Regions from separate parts of the Mus musculus genome. Here region 2 is linked to region 1. Evidence: chromatin loops called from intact Hi-C (ENCODE). Cell type or tissue: heart. All regions are shown on one strand. Each heading gives the region's core, and the rest is flanking DNA. Links, peaks and the distances in the headings are about the cores only.

Region 1 (8,320 bases), core at 310-8,309:
AGGGCTGCACAGCCTGCTTGGAGCTTGCTTCTGTTCTTTGTCCTGCCCATGATATGAAGCTCCTATACAATGAATTTGCAGTAAGATCTTGGAGCAAAAGTACAGGTTTCCTGAGAAGTCTTTCGTTTCTTCTGAGGGTGCTGTTTTACTTACACACACACACACACACACACACACACACACACACACACACACACCCTAGCTGATTAAAAGAACTGAGGTGACCTCTCTTAGCCTTGTTTCTCTTTATGATTCATACCTATGGCCTCTAGGATTGTAAGAGAAATTGAAAATGTCTTTGGCTTCCTGGGTCAGAAAGCATCCAGCGCAGGGCTGAGCTCAGTCTCTTCTCTATGTTCTAAGTACACAGCAAAACAAACAAAAACCCGAAACCTTGAGTAAAATTTTCAAATATAGAATATATTTTTGTGCTGGAGTTTTTCAAATTTATATCTTACTGTCTTTCTCCCTGTACCCCTACAACCCAGGTTTGGGCTGGACTTATTTATTTATTTACAAGGAGGAATGGGGCCAGTGGAGAAGGGCAGCCAGTGAAGATGGCCTGAGGGTGGACCAGGCAGTAGGGAGGGCAGAGTAAGCTTTCTAAAAAGGGAGGAAGGAAATCCAAGTGTGCTGGGAGAGGTAGAGAAGGGGGGGGGGCTGGCAAAGAAAAGGACTGGCTTGTAGTGTCCTTGGCAAGAGCAGTTCACCTCAGGTTGGAACACTGGGTCTTCAGGTCACCTGTCTTCTGAGCCACCTTTGCAAACCACCCCTTTAAAGCTGAACTGGGGATGGAGGTCTGAGAAAAGGGTGGTAGATCAAAGGATGGTAATAAAGGAGCTGATGGTACTTTTGGGCTCTGAAGGGGCTGTAATGAGTGTGTGTGTGTGGGGGGGGACTCATCAGACATCCCTTCTCCTGATCTCACCTCCCTGTGACCCCAGGCTCCCCATTGGATTCTGTGTGTCCTCAGGCTGGGGTGGGTGGACGGGTTATGTCCCCAGAGACATTCCAAGCACTGATTTCAGTCTGACTTGAAGGAAGTTGGTCTATGACCTTCCAGGTCCAGCATTCACACTTCCTGCTTGCTTTCTGTCCTCCTGAGTACTTATTCAGCCTCTGAAAAATACCACCATCACCACCCCTGTGGGCTTGTGTCCTGGACCTCACTGGCCTCACTACATCCTCCAGGCTCATTTTCCTGAAGGGAAGCCTTAAAATGTTTTTTTTTTTAAAGATTTATTTATTTATTATATGTAAGTACATTGTAGCTGTCTTCAGACACACCAGAAGAGGGAGTCAGATCTCGTTACAGATGGTTGTGAGCCACCATGTGGTTGCTGGGATTTGAACTCTGGACCTTCGGAAGAGCAGTAGGGTGCTCTAACCCACTGAGCCATCTCACCAGCCCCGCCTCAAAATGTTGATGTGAGTTAACTCTCATGGAGTTCAAAAGGGCTGAGAAGTCAGTCTTCATGAACCTTTCTCCATGAGGCTGCTGTGGGCAGGGGGTTGCTTGTTTTAAGTTTTGGAAACAGCCAGACAAATGGCAGGTGTGTGGAGGGAGATGCAGGGAATGCTGCCTTCCATCCAGTCTCCTAGCCATACCTCCAGGCTCTTGGCCTTTTTGTTAATGGCTATTATATATTGTACCTGCTGCATTCCACAGAAAGGGATGTGTTTGTAGGTGATCAGTTATAGAATCAATGCTGACCTGACCTGTGAATATGGGTGCATGTAGGTTTTGTTCTGAGTTCTTGTATAATGTCAGGGGTAAAACTTGTAGATTATAACATCTTTGTAAGTTTTCTTTTTATGTTTGCATTGTGTGTATGTTTGTGTCTATTTATGGGAATGCACGTACCCAAAGAGGCCATAAGAGGGAATCCGATTTCCTGTAGCTGGAGTTGGAGGTGGTTGTGAGTGTGAGTGGTGGGAACCCAACTTGGGTCCTCCTCAAGAGCTGCACTCACTCTTAAGCACTGAACTGTGGAACCACTATACTCCCCACCCCAACATCTTATTTCCTTGTGGTTATTTGTATAAATCAACACACCTTTCTCAGTAATGAGAGGAGGCTCAATCACAAGTTATATTCAGTAACTTAATGCAAGACCCAAAAGAGGGATCCTGGCTAGACGCAGAGAAAAAAATGACTGGGAGCCAGATGATTAAATGTACACCGGGCCTTAAATTCCAGCCTCTTTTGGGTAGGAGAGGTCTTCCTCTCTGCCCTCCAAGAGCCTCATTTGGCCCCTGGGGCTTCTGGAGAAGGGAGCTACCTTGAGGCACAACAATGGGAATGCTGTGCTCACTTCGGCAGCACCTATACTAAAACTGAACCGATACAGAGAAGATTAGCATGGCCCCTGCGCAAGGATGACATGCAAATTTGTGAAGCATTCCTTATTTTTTTTTGCCAGGACCAGGAATGGGAACAGGTGGGTTGGGGAGCAGAGGGAGGGGAGAGGGGATAGGGGATTTGGGGAGGGGAAACTAGGAAAGGGGATAACATTTGAAATGTAAATAAAGAAAATATCTAATAAAAAAAAAAAAAAGAATAGGCATGCTTCTGGGACCAGACCTTTGATCTCTCAAGGGTACCGTAGTAAACCCCCAGCTCAGTCCCAGGCTGCCCCAGAGCCAGCTGGGCTGGGTCAATAGACGCTGGGAACAGGAAGAGACGCAGCATGCTCACTCCACTCGTAAAACACACAAAGATCCCAGTTCCAGACGACTCCCAGTCTCTCTCCCAACTCCCACCTCTCAGGATACAAGTTCCCGCTCAAACCGAAGCAGAATATATGATCATATTCAAGCCCTTTGACTTCAGAGTCTTTTTGGCCCAACCCCCACTTTGTCAAACAAAGAAATATATCCATCAAGTCTGATATGCAAATTTCCCCTTCGCTGAAGGGGCTCTTGATACAACCTCACTCAGCCCACAGGTGGTGGGGACTGGTGTGGGTTAGCCTGGTGGATGGTCAAACACCAGACGAAGTGGGAAGGGTTTGAAAGGGATTTAGAAGCTTTTGGATCACATCCCCTACACAACAAACAGGAAATGAATTCCTCTTCTCGGATGACTTTACTAAGGAAACCTGTGCCTAAACTCAGTAGACCTAATACTGTATCATCACCAAAAACAACCCTGGTTGTGTAGTTTAGAGATGATTCGGGTCCATGAGGTCCACCCCAGGAAAATCTCATCTGCAGCCACCCTTTTTTTCCTCCTTCTTCTCCTTTGTTTGTTTTGTTGTTGTTTTTTTCAAGACAGGGTATCTCTGTGTAGCATTTTTGGTTGCTGTCCTGGAACTGGCTCTGTAGACTAGGCTGGCCTAGAACTCACAGACCCCACCTGCCTCTGCCTCCTGAGTGCTGGGATTAGAGACTTGCCTCACCATGGTTAGGTTCTCTTTCTTCTTTGGGACTCTCATCTGGAAAAGGCCCATGGGCCTTAAACACAAGTTTCTGTAAATGCAATGGGGTCAAGACTGAATCCTGGGGATGGGGGTAGGGCATCCCAGCATCCTTACTTGCCTTAATTGGGCTTCCAAGATAGGAGAACTGGCAGGGAACCACTCATGGAACACAAGTGTTCCTTTAACCCTCTAAAAGGCAGAGCTGCATTTTCATCACCCCAAAGAGACAGCACCTAAAGACAAGAGCTATGTGCTTGTACTATTTTCAGACTAGCTGGAGGCCTTTGCAAAGCTGTGCACAACTTACTCCAAGATGTTCCCCGCTGGGTTCCAGATTTTCCAGCCAGGACCACCCTGTCATAATAAAAACTCCACTCAGCCGAGCATGGTGGCGCACACCTTTAATCCCAGCACTTGGGAGGCAGAGGCAGGAGGATTTCTGAGTTCGAGGCCAGCCTGGTCTACAGAGTGAGTTCCAAGACAGCCAGGGCTAGACAGAGAAACCCTGTCTCCAAAATCAAAAACAAAAACAAAACAAAAACAACAAAAACAAAAAACCTACTCACTCATCCCAACAGAATCACTGCGTTAAATCTCTCCTAAACAAAACTTGTTGACAGGGAAAATATAGTCCTTACTTATATTTATCGTTACCCCCCACCCCCAATCCCTCTTGAAACAGCTTTGCCTGCTACTTTTAAATTCACCCAACAAGGATTGTCCTAGCCTCCTGGCCTTCCCTGGGCCATTTCCGATCTTTTATTAACCTCTCACCTGGTTGGGAAGCCGCGATCCAGAGACCTGGAACTCCCTCCCACTTTCCCCTCGTGTTTGGGGAAGATACCCGAGAATGGAGCTAGCGAGAAAGCTTGATTTCTCAAACTACTTATTGATTCGTTACATTAAAAAAAAAAAGCCCCCGGAAGCGTGTTTACAGTAAATATTTGATATGTGCGCAGGCTGAGGTCTGGATTCACACTTTAATACGGTCTCTGGAAGCCCTTTCTTGATTTTCCTGAACTCGGCCGGCAGGAGGAGGCGAGAGCCTGATAGTGGCTCCCTTAGCCTGCGAACTGGCTCAGTCCGAGGGAGCAGTCCTCGGCCAATTCCCGCAAAGCCTTTTTCCTACACCCCCACAAGGCAAGGCTCTAATAGAACTTGGTTCTCACCTAGGTCCGGCTCAGTGGCACCTGTGCAAACGACCTTCAAGTCAATGTGCATCTCTGAGTTGGAAAACTGCTCTCTCTCCACTCTGACTGAAGATTTGTAGGCTTCAACCTCTAATACCGTATTTATACACACCGAAACCCTACAAACAAACATTTGCGGCGCATGATACTTTTGGGGGAGGGGCAGATAAGAAGGTTCGACCTGCTGAGGGTTAATGACAGGGACGCAAACCATCTTGAAGCAATCAACACTCAGGAACGCGAGAGATTTTGGGAAACCGAACAGTCTTCAGTGTACTAAGCTCAGGGTCCCGTTTTGGGTACCTAGTGGACTTCAGGGGTGAGGACCCACCTAGTTCCTCAGTGCAGAACATTCCACAACTCCCTCAAGGGAGCGCGAGTAGCTGGAGGAAGATAAGGCGTCCGCCTCTGGAGGAACAAGGTGTCAAAGGGACTCGGGGGGCACTCACTGGGACCCAGGGTTACTGGCGCTCACCACTCTCCCAGCAGCAAGGAAGCAGTAAGCTTGTGTTCAGCCTCCAAACTCTCCAACCTGCCTCCTCCGGCCACCTACGCTGTTCACCACCGGCTGCTTAGGACCTGGGGGCGCAGGGGCGGGGCGTCAGGCTAATTGGACCGTGACAGGTGAGCCCCTCGGCCAATCGCCGGGCAGACAGCCCTCCTCGGGCCCCCGCTGAGCGCGCCAATCCCAGACCGCCCTGAGCTTCAAGTGTGCGGAGGGGCGCGGGTCCCCACCAAGGCACCAGTGGCCTCGATGCGGTCGCTTGAGCTCTTGAGAGCAGAGAGCCGGTCTCCCCAACACAAACTCGCAGGAGCGCTCCGGTGGAAGTTCATACCAGTGAGTGGAGCGCGGTCCCCACGAGGACCGCAAAGAGGAGGCGCCTGGACGATGGTCGCTCTCAGCTGAGTTTCCGGCTGCGACTTTATTGGCAAAAAATCGCAGTAACAATACCGGCCCCAAGGCTGGCCACCGCCACGCTCAGTCTCCGTAAGCCCGCACACGACTGCATCGCCCACCCTTGGACCCTGATTGTCAGCTCCAATCGAGCCGATGGAAAAATCCAAAAATTTCCGCATCGACGCCCTGCTGGCCGTGGATCCCCCGCGAGCCGCCTCCACGCAGAGCGCGCCTCTGGCCTTGGTCACTTCCCTCGCGACTACAGTATCTGGTCCCGGCCGCGGCGGCAGCGGCGGCGGGGGGACCAGTAGCGGGGCGAGCCGTAGCTGCAGTCCCGCATCCTCGGAGGCCACTGCAGCGCCCGGTGACCGGCTGAGAGCTGAGAGCCCGTCGCCCCCACGCTTGCTGGCTGCACACTGCGCGCTGCTGCCCAAGCCCGGATTCCTGGGCGCCGGAGGAGGCGGCGGCGCGGCGGGTGGGCCGGGCACTCCCCACCACCACGCGCACCCTGGTGCAGCAGCCGCCGCGGCTGCCGCTGCCGCTGCCGCGGCTGCCGGTGGCCTGGCACTGGGGCTGCACCCGGGGGGCGCACAGGGCGGCGCGGGCCTCCCTGCACAGGCGGCTCTCTATGGACACCCGGTCTACAGTTATTCGGCAGCAGCTGCAGCGGCCGCGCTAGCTGGCCAGCACCCGGCGCTTTCCTACTCATACCCTCAGGTGCAGGGCGCGCACCCTGCGCACCCTGCCGACCCCATCAAGCTGGGTGCCAGCACCTTCCAACTGGACCAGTGGCTGCGCGCGTCTACTGCGGGCATGATCCTGCCCAAGATGCCGGACTTCAGCTGTGAGTACCTGCGCCGCACCCGGACAGTTCTCACGCGCATCCTCCTCTCTCGCACCCCCTTCCTTTTGCTCTCACCTCCTAGCGAGCTGTGGAAGAGCATCGAAGCCTCTGTGGCTCATTCCTGGGCCTGTGAGGCCTCTCGTGGGCCGCACAGAATGAAAGGAGCCTCAAATTATTAAGATGGCCACAAGCAGGCCTTGGCCTCTCTATCTCTCTTAACAGACAGGGGAGGTTGGAGGTGTGAGGCTAAAACCTAAAGAATAACCTGCAAGCTGGACAAGGAAGTGCGCGGAAAGGCTAGCCTCGATTAGGGCAGGTTTTGGGGGTCGCTGAAACCGGGGACTTATCTTGAGAAAATGAACTTTGTCAGAGGTTCCATTATAGGCTATGAAGAGACACATCACTGGGTCCAGAAGTAGCTCTTCCGTGGCCCTTGTAAGGACTCTGCCTTCCTTTGAAGGGCAAGACATTTGCATGTCTCTGTCTCTCTGTCTGTCTCTGTCTGTCTCTGTCTCTGTCTCTGTCTCTGTCTCTCTCTCTCTCTCTGTGTGTGTGTGTGTGTGTGTGTGTGTGTGTGTGTGTGTTGGTGAGGGTGGGCGTCCCTCCAAATGATGTCGAACTGGTCTGTTTGAATATAAGGTCACCGGGTCTATAAATAGAAAGTGCCTGGCTGGGAACTTCAGGTGCTCAACACCTTGGGGAGTTCCTGTCCAAGGTGAGGGCACAAAGGTCCAGTCTTCTGCATCCTCTCTGTTACCCAATAGGGACAACCTTGCGGGAGGGGGGACATTTCCGACTTCCCTGGCACATGCAGCGTCTGTGTAGGGCACCCTGGCTCTGATTTCTGCTCTGTGCCTGACTTGGATAGGGGCAAGCTGCCTTTCCTGAATGGATGGACCAGAAGATGTATATGGCTTTCTCCTGTCAGCCACTCAACACCCAAACAAAGAGACCCCATTGTTTCCGTCTGAGTGGGTTTGTTTAGACTGGGAAGATGCAGGCACTGGAGGGAGAAAAAAAGCAAAAAAGAAAACAGAAATAAACATTTGCCAGAATTCAGATTCCTCTGCTGGAAGCGGTGGTCATGACTAAACAGAGAAAGCTGGGGCCCCAGAGAACCGCAGAAGTAGCAAGGTGGTGAGAGAATCACAGCCTGCGCACTTGTTTGCTCGCAGCCACCCAGGTTTTTCCCAGCTTGGCTCCAAGAAGACTAGCCTTGTTGATCTCAGCAAAGAGGAAAGGCTCCCTTTAACCTCAGTTGGACTGCAGCTCAGACATCTCTGAAATCATTCCTATTCACTAAGTCCTAGGCAGGATCTGTGCCTGGCTGAGGAACCCAGGTTTCAGATGTCCACTATGGCTGGACTTTCCAGGCCTGAGAAGCATAGTGGTCCTGAGAAGAGCTGACCAGTGGTCAACAACAGGCCTCCATAGCTCTGGGTTTACTGGCTACACAAGTGGTCTCTGGGAGAAAAGGGATGTTTTTGTGGAGCCCAGGATCAATCAAAATCCATGTAAGTGGGATCCCTTTGCCAGAATATCCAGCCCATGATGTCTCATGGTGTGGGCATTTAAAGTATGGCCAGGTCTACATTAGGAAAAGAAAGCCAAGCCCCAGATCCCAATGGACACTAAGGAATGCAGCGGAGGGTGGCTGAATATGTTCTGTTCCTGGGACTTCCCTCTCCCCTGGGAAAACTAGCTTGGTTTTCTTTAATTGGTTGTTTCTACTGGATGGCATTTCCCAAATGATCCCTTCCAAGACAGCGTTTTAATTAGAGTTCTAATGTATTGTCAAGCTGGGAATTTGTAGCCTTGTTTAACTAAAGCAGGGGGCGTGGACCTTCCTATAAAGCAAATTACCCATCCCAGGGGAGCCTGAGCTCATCCCAGCCAGGGGCTGGCCTCTTTCTTTCCCTTGCTTTCTTTCTTTTATTGTCTAACACTTTTCGCACTCCTGGGAAAT
Region 2 (8,320 bases), core at 283-8,282, 1.3 Mb after region 1:
CACCTGTAAATTATATGTACATAGATTATTGTAGAACCATAGCTAATACACTGGATTTTCACAGATAATGCTGGTATAATCTTTATACACTGGCCTTTTGTTCACGGTTTTAAAATTATTGCATTGTTTCTCGCGGCCCTAGACCTGGCCGGCCGGCCGGCCCACCCGCCCTGCTCGCCCTACTCGCTGTCCGACTTGCCCTCCTTGGCCGTGGTGGAATGGTTGTACAGGCCCTGTGCCATGAGGTGCACCGCCAAAGTGTTCTTGTTGCCCGTGGCTTTCTTGATTTTGGCCCGCTTGTTCTGGAACCAAATCTTGATCTGAGACTCGTTCAGGCTGAGCTCCTGTGCCAGACTCTGGCGCCGCTGCTCTGTCAGGTACCTGTTGGTCTGAAACTCAGCCTTGAGCCTCTGGAGCTGCTCAGCAGTGAAGGCTGTGCGAGGCCGCTTGTCCTCTTTGTTAGGGTTCTTCTTCTTTGGTTTTCGGGACCTGGGACCTGGTTGTCATGGAGGAGAAAGGGCAGAGGTTACTGGTTGCTGGAGTCTAGCTACTTATCCACAACCCACGCACCCAAGCTTGAGGTTGCAGATACTGGGGGTGGGGGGGGGGGGATGACCCGCCCAAGGCCATACAAGTGTTGGGCATTGGGGGTGGTGATATAAACTTGAGGCTGGGCATGTGCCCACTGACCAGAAGGAAAGTGGTGTGTGTGTGTGAAAATGAGATGGATTGGCAGATGTAGCTAAAAGGCCTATCACAAACTAGGGGATCCCAATAAAAGCTAGCGGAAGGAATGCCCAGCCAAAATCTTTCTGGCCTCGTTTGCATTTGTTTTCTCCCCTTATCTTTTTCCAAGTCTATCCTAGGGAAAGGGTCGAGAGACAGGTGAGAGGAGATGGAGAAGACTGAAGAAAAGAGTAGGCTAGCCAGTCAAGGGGAATCCCGTCCCCCTTCCTATGTAACCCACAACTACAAGGGGATCCCAAGGGCAGTAGAGTTCCCAGGAGGAGCCAAGGCTGAGGCCTGGTGAGGCCAAGTTTGTTTCCTTGAAGGACTCCAATAGGGTACCCCAGGCTTCACTGAGTCTCTGGCATCTCCCCTTCAGTCTTCCTGTCCAGGAGAGGGACCTGGCTCCTATGGGATAGGGGGGGGGGGGCTGACCTTGGTGGCCTGTCCCTCTCACCTTCTACCCCAGACCTTGGGACCACCTCATCAGAAGCAGGCCACCCAACTGACCTTGGGCAAGAACATAAAGTGACCCTCCCAACAGCTTCCCCACAACGGGTTCTTCTGTTAGTCCCAACCCCTTCCTCCTACATAGTTGGCAGTGTTTGGGGCAAGTGTGGAGGGTGGTGTGGGAAAGCCTTCAAAGGGAAAGGGTAAAGTGGTAGGGGGTCTTGGGTTAGAGGGGTCTCTTTGTCAGGGTCACAAGGTTCATATGGTGCCGTGCAGGAAAGGCCATCCGGGCTACCGGCTAAAACTTGAGACCTTCTTTCTGGTCTTTCTCTGTGCAAGAAGCATGAATCAACTTTGGAGACATGCGGGCCCTTCCATCAAGGCCCCTTCCGCTAGAAGCGGAAGAGGCTGGAGAAGGCCCGACCATCCCCCTTCGCAGCCAGGACGGAATGCACTGCCCTGCGCTGCGGGGATGGTGGAGGAAACCGGCAGTGCGGTACCAGACTCTCCCATCCACTACTCAGTGCAGTGCAGTCAGGGGCGGCAAGCCTCGGCTGAGGACTCCCTGGCCTCCAGACAAGTAGATCCCGGCGCTCTTACCAAAGGGCAAACCCAAAAGGGTCTTTGAGCACCAGAGGACATCCGGGACAGTGCAGATCCAAAACCCGGTGTTTTAAGTGTACCCACGGTCACACACACCCGCACGCCATACAGTCCTCTTCACATCCATGCTGAGGATGAGGGAGCGGGGCTCGGCACCCACGACCTGGCTTACACCTGGCCAGTGAGGCTTCTAGGACAAGAGGGCGAGACCACGGGAGAGGCCTGGCCTGCTCAAACCTGAACCCCGACTTCCGGAGCGGATCTCAAACTCTCCTCCTTTCCTCCCTGGGAAAGAGGGCTCTGTCCTCCAGTCTCCTCCACCCTGGGGTTCGTGTCCTACAACACACACTCCAACCTCCGCAAACTCCTATTTCTGAGAAAGAACATCTGAAAAACATACTTTCGGTTCCTCTTCCCATGAATTCTCTTTTAAAAGGCAAACACTTAGGGGACTTAGAGAAAACAGAACCAAATCTCGGCAAATACTCTCTGCCCCTACTTTCTTTCTTAAATGCCCAGAAAAGAAACGTTACTTACAGTCAGGAAAGGGATTTCGTTAAGCCTAGGAAAGCTGTGAGGCGAACCACGCGGGCCATCATGCAAGATCCCCAGGGCCGCCAGGGCTTGGTATGGCGCGGACTCACTCGCTGGCTCCTCACAAAGCCGAGCGCGACTCAAGGCCAGTCGGCTTTGTGAGCCTATATGTTAATTAAATATTAACAAAGGAGGGAGGCGAGAACAATGGAGCAAATTTCAGGTCTAACTGCAAAAAAACTGGATTTCAGCAGACACAAACAGGATGCTGCAAGAAGGCAGCCCAGAGCGACTCAGTCTTGCTACGAACATAAGTAAAGGACACCCATAGAACAGCTGAGGATTGGGGGTGTGCAGGGCCTCGCTCAGCTCAGTCAGATCATGGACAAATGAAACTCATTGCTAATGGCGCTTTCTAACCGCAGGCCCGCGTCTACGAGGTCTTAAAAATTATAAACGAATGGAGAAAATTTGTCCGAACCTCTTCACACCCCCCTCTGAAAGCCGCCACCTTCTCACTCTTGGTAGCATCGTAAAACACTTGAAGGTTCCTTTCTGCCTGATGGAGGCTCTGAGATCTTTGCACCTTCTCCAAGCCGCGGGCTTGCAGGATGGAACGAACTACCGGGTTCGTCAGATAAACTGGCAAAGGGTGCCCCAGTTTTCACCGCTTTCTTGTGGTTTTTCCTCTGCTCCTTCGCAGCGGTCACACTAGGCCAAGAATGGAGCAGGAGAGCACCCAGAGTTGGAATAACCAGTTCTGGGGACTATGGGCCTGAGGATGGCAGAGAGTTTACAGGGTCCAGGAAAAAGAGAGAGAGAGAGAGAGAGAGAGAGAGAGAGAGAGAGAGAGAGAGAGAGAGAGAGAGAGAGAGAGAGAGAGAGTCTGTGAGAGGCTCTGAGAGAGATGAGATGAGAGAAGAACAGAGTCCTAGGTCTGTGTGTCCTTCCAACTGCCTGGCTGCTGCTCTTTGACGCTTCGGTGAGGAGTGTGTGTGTGTGTGTGTGTGTGTGTGCAGGAGAAAATGTGATCCTTTCCCTCCGTGCAAGTTTACTAGGAAGCGCCCTCCCTAGCCCCGCGGGCCTCCCCTCAGCGGCCTGATTCCCATGGGCTCACCTGAAGAAGGCCGGTCAGAATAGCGCGTGCAGTAGACCCAAGCGGGCCAGAGCATGGGCTGCGCGCCCAGAGTGGCGCTGGCTTGAGAGCTGTCCGAGTCGGAGCTCACCGACAGGTCACCGCCGCCCAAGCCCCGGGCTTTGAGCACTCCATCCAAGGAACCCCCAGGATCGCCGGGTTTTTTGGCACCACCGTGAAGTGATAGCGTCTTGGAACCTCCTTCTCCGTCGACCGCAGGGTCGCCAGCGGCGGCGGAGAGCGTTCCTCCCGCGCTGGGTGCGCACGCTGGGTTCGGTCGGGACTCCCTGGCGCCCAGTAGCTGCTCGGCTCCGCCTGCGCCGCCGCCGCCTCCTTCGGTAGTGCCAGCGCCGCCTTCGCCTCCCCTGGCTCCGCCCGCGCCCGCACAGCAAGTCCCCGCGTCCTTTCGGCGGCCAAACTCAGGCCGCAGGATGTTATCGATGAAGAAGTTGGTGATGCGATGTGGATGCTGGTGGTTGCCTGGCGCCTGTAGGACCTCGGGCAGCATCAGAGCCCGCCGGCGGCCGGTGTCCGAGTCGCTCGGGCTGCTGCCGCCGCCAGAGCCGCCGCCGGAGCTGGGTTCCGGCTGTCTCTGCGCCTCCGCCGCCGTCTCGCTGGGCTTGGAATCCTTCTCCTCCATACTTCACAGAAAATCCCAAATCGCCTCTCCACCGGCCCACCGCCAAAGCGATCTCCGGCCGATCCGCGGCACACAGCGAGCCCCGAGCGCTCCTACGCAGCCGAGTCCTCCGAGCGTGCGAGCGGCGACAGTGGCCAGGGCTGGAGTCCTACAGGTCGCCGGGCGCGCTCGGAGCCAAGCCACGTTCGGATCCACGGAGTGCGTTAGCAAATCACCAGTCTCCCCGCCGGCAGGGACGCCGGGCGATTCAACGGAAGCGGGTCCCGGTCTTGGCGACGCACCGGACTCTAGATGGTCACCGCACCACTCCGGGGACCCGGGACGTCCGTGCAACTCCGCGCTCCTTTTGGTGGTCAGCAGCCTCGGGCTCCGGCGCCGCCGCCTCCGCCGCTGCCGCGCGCATGCAGGCAGCGCGCCGCCCGCGCTCACTGCCGCTCGGGCCCGCTCGGGCAGCCACTGCTCGGCCGTTGCCACCCGCCGGTCCCGGCCGACCCTCGAGGCTGCTGGGCGCGGGTTCTCAGCGCGCCCGCAGCCGCCAGCACGCACATGGAGGGCCGTGGGCCCGCGCTGCGCTCCGCCCGCCCCGGGGCTCCCCGCGCCAGGCCGCCGCCCCGCTGCGGGCCGGGGCGCCCCACGGGCGAGCGGCTGCGCCCCCGCTGAGCCCCGCGCAGCCCCGCGGCCCGAGCCGCATGAGTGAGGGGCGGGAGGCCGGGCCGGGCAGGGCCTCCTGCGCTCCCTCCCTCCCGGTCCGCGCGCCTTCGCTGCCTCGGCTTTCGCGCGGGCTCGGGAAAATTTCAGGCCACTTAGCGCAACCTGAGACACTTTCACTCTGGATTTTTGTTCTTATTTTTAACAGAGCCCCCTCAAGTGACGTCGCGGGCCGGTCTCCTGGACACGTGCCTCGGGCCAATGGCAGCCGCGCCGCTCATCCACGTGACGCGCCCGCGGCAGCTTGGTGACAGGAACCGCCTGCCGCCCCTCCCCCGCCGCCACCTCCCCTCCCCCCTTTAAAGTGGCCGTGCCCAGGGCTCCCGGCGCGGGAGCCTATAATCCAGCCAGATCCATCGGCGAGTCAGCGGTGCTCACTCGCACTCCTCATCTTCTCTCGGTTAGAGACGCTGAGGAAGCTTGTGAACAGTCCCACCAGGTCACTGCTACGCCTAACTGGACACGCGCCGAAAGATCGTTATTTTTTAACATTCCCATATTGTTTACGGTGTGGTGAGATCCCACAATTCCTTGCACAAAATGCATAAATAAAATTAAATGAGGTACCGAGATACAAAGGGACGTTTGTGACCCGCTTTCTTTGCTGGTGGAGGGGAAAATTGTCACTTTGGTTCCCCAGCAGCGTGCAGTCCTAATCGGCAGGCAAGAGCACAGGTACCTGCAGAATCCTACTCTCAGCATGCATGTTTGTGCCTGTGCAGGAGACGCATGCATACGGAAAGATTCCACCCGTGGACAGTGGCTCCTCGGGAACCTCAACGTAGATCTTTATCTATGCGAGAATACACTTTAGTGCACCATTTAAGAAAGGAGAAATAAAAGGATTATTTAAGAAGGGTTATAACATGATCTTCTAATTTAGAAATGAGTGATGACTGCTTAGCCAAACCTTTAACCCATCCACCCCACAAGTGATCCTGAATACAGCTGTACACACACACACACACACACACACACACAGAGAGAGAGAGAGAGAGAGAGAGAGAGAGAGAGAGAGAGAGAGAGAGACAGAGAGACAGAGAGACAGAGACAGAGACAGAGAGAGAGAGAGACAGAGACAGAGAGAGACAGAGAGAGACAGAGAGAGACAGAGAGCCAGTCAGAGACAGAGACTGAGACAGAGAGCCAGTCATCAGTACTCCCCATTTCCTATGTTGAGCCACCAGGCCACTGATCTCCTTATCTTTGTATCAAAACATTTAAGCTGATTTTGGAAGAAAGCAAGGCTAATTTGAAAGAATAGGGATGCTGTGATAGGAGGGGGAGCTCCAATTTGTTTTCCCTTGCTCTGTCTTTATTCCTTCTCTAAACTTCCCTCCAGTTGCTGACAGAATGGCTCTTTTCTACTCTCTTTCCCCAACATCTCCCAAGATCTTTTCAGTTTGCTTTTCTCTCCCCTACCAAAATTCTGGTTACTACAGGCTCCCACGTCTGTGAAAAAAAATATGGAAATGTATTAACTTTGAGAAACATCCAGAAGGGCAGCTGGGGGGCGGGCACAGGAGGGCTGCATAATAATAAAAGTCCTCAGACAGCCTAGGATCACATCAGAGGGCTTTCTGGGTGTCTGGCCCCAGGCTGCTGTTGTTCATAAGTCCTGCCTGTTGGCTACCACACTTGAAACCCAGGTAGCCTCCTATAAGGAACTGCCAGGTCCTGGTGAAGGGCAGGAATCAGAGCCTACAGAACCCAGGCATGGAGGCCTGCCAGGCTATCTGGAGGCTGACAGTTGTGTCTGGACTTGGGCACCCACACCAAGCAATGCCTCATTGTGCACATAACTGTCTACCTGGCAGGTTTCAGCAAGGGCAATAACTCCCAAGGGCTGTTCCAGAAGTTAGCCCACACAGACAACCACCCCCAGAAATTTTAGGCTCAAGCTGCTGGAGGTAGGTTTGGGTAGATGCTGGGAACAGGCCTGGTATGTAAGTGGGATGGCCACCCTGTACTTATGGGGAAGGGTGCCTCTTCATGACTCTATTTTTCTCATCTGAAGGGGTCCTCACCAAAGTTTTTGACTAGGAAAATACCTGCTAGGTCCTTCCTAGGTAAGGGACTGATAAAACAGAGAAAGAGAGAGAAGAAACCTTGAAGTCTACCTACCTTCATGAAAATGGGACCAGTGAGTGGGTTAGGGAGCATCCTTAGGAAGAAAAACATTTGAGACCTGAACTATCAGCCAGGCAGTGGTGGTGCATGCCTTTGGGAGGCAGAGGCAGGTGGATTTCTGAGTTCAAGGCCAGCCTGGTCTACAGAGTGAGTACCAGGACAGCCAGGGATATACAGAGAAACCCTGTCTTGAAAACAAACAAACAAAAACAAACAAAAAACAAGCAAAAACAACAGAGAGAGAGAGAGAGAGAGAGAGAGAGAGAGAGAGAGAGAGAGAGAGAGAGAGAGACTTGAATTATCACCAGCTAGTAAATGGGCACTCTGATTTCTTCTTGTCTTCTAAACTGGACCATGATAGGGACTATCAGAGCTCCAAGATTCCTGCACTAATTTCAAGTTCATTTCCCTACCTGTCCCATGAAAATAATTAGGCCCTCACCTGATGTATTTTCTCATTTCTTGGGAACCTCTGCCCCATAGATTGTTCCAGTATTAGATAAACCCAAGGGGCTGGACTCTGCTCTTTACTCTGCCCTAGACTCAACTTCAGCTCTGCAATGGAGACCCTGACAGTTTTGGCTGTAGCACCTAGGCTGGTTCTTTCCCTGTCCCCGTCCCTGTCCCTGCCCCTGTCCCTCTCCCCCTCTCTCTCTCCTCCCTGTCCCTGTCCCTGTCCCTGTCCTTCTCTCTCCCTCTCCTCTCCTCTCTCCCTCTTCTCTCTCTCTCTCTCTCTCTCTCTCTCTCTCTCTCTCTCTCTCTCTCTCTCCCTCTCTACACACACACACACACACACACACACACACACACACACACACACACACACACACAGGTCCAGCTAGGCCAAGAACACTGTCTAGTTCTCAGGTTCCTCCCAGTCTTCCTGGAAGCTGAAGGCTAGGACAGTGAAGAAAGGGTAGCGGAATCCAAAAAGAAATTTCGAGGTAGCTGTTGGGCTACCCAAAATGAAAACTCTAGGAAAGAGTTACCCTTAAGAACAGGCGCGCCACGCAAAGGGCAGAAACCCTTTCCAAAAGGCGAAGCCTAGGTGAAGGTACTTTTACACCTGATGCACTGGGGCTGGGGAAATTTTAAGTATCACAGACAGCGTTCTGGCTTTCAGGAGGCTTCTAGTTTTGGGGGTTCAATCTGGCCTCTTGCACTTTCTGGAATAGGGTGGTATTGTTTTCTTGGTTTGCCAGATCTGCTCCACCCCGGGCCTGAAATGTGTGAGATGCTAGTAGCGTCCTAGCTTCTGCTCAGACATAGCGCTTGCAGGCTCTACTCGGCTTTCAGTGTCCCTTGGCCGCAGACCTCGGTCCTCTATCAGAGGAACCAGCAGCGGCCATCTGTCCCTCTCGGAGCGCTTTTGGCGGCTCTGGCCTCAGAACACC

The links. Hi-C counts contacts between places; a loop is a spot of excess contacts. Peaks named below come from ENCODE experiments on the same cell type or tissue, not always from the same donor. Only the 100,000 strongest peaks of a DNase experiment are listed, where the experiment ranks them.
Region 2: it touches region 1 in a loop (4-fold over the local background); 9 of 42 quality-filtered maps call a loop at or near these places.

Annotation. Positions count from the first base shown.
Region 1 is chr5:29,475,619-29,483,938 of GRCm38, reverse strand. Mnx1 (motor neuron and pancreas homeobox 1) reads left to right here and starts at 5,469. Exons shown (of 3, transcript NM_019944.2): 1 at 5,469-6,354. The coding sequence starts at 5,664. Gm24538 (a small nuclear RNA gene) reads left to right here and starts at 2,308; the gene lies at 2,308-2,414. In heart, for the core only: a CTCF peak has its summit at 4,453; no DNase peak of the experiment used is centred there; H3K4me3 peaks cover 1,762 bases; H3K27ac peaks cover 525 bases; H3K27me3 peaks cover 7,859 bases.
Region 2 is chr5:28,162,295-28,170,614 of GRCm38, reverse strand. It overlaps En2 (engrailed 2), which reads right to left and starts at 4,919. Exons shown (of 2, transcript NM_010134.4): 1 at 3,431-4,919; 2 at 1-496. The coding sequence starts at 4,088. The coding sequence ends at 180. In heart, for the core only: no CTCF peak of the experiment used is centred there; a DNase peak (open chromatin) is centred at 4,974; H3K4me3 peaks cover 3,116 bases; H3K27me3 peaks cover 7,549 bases.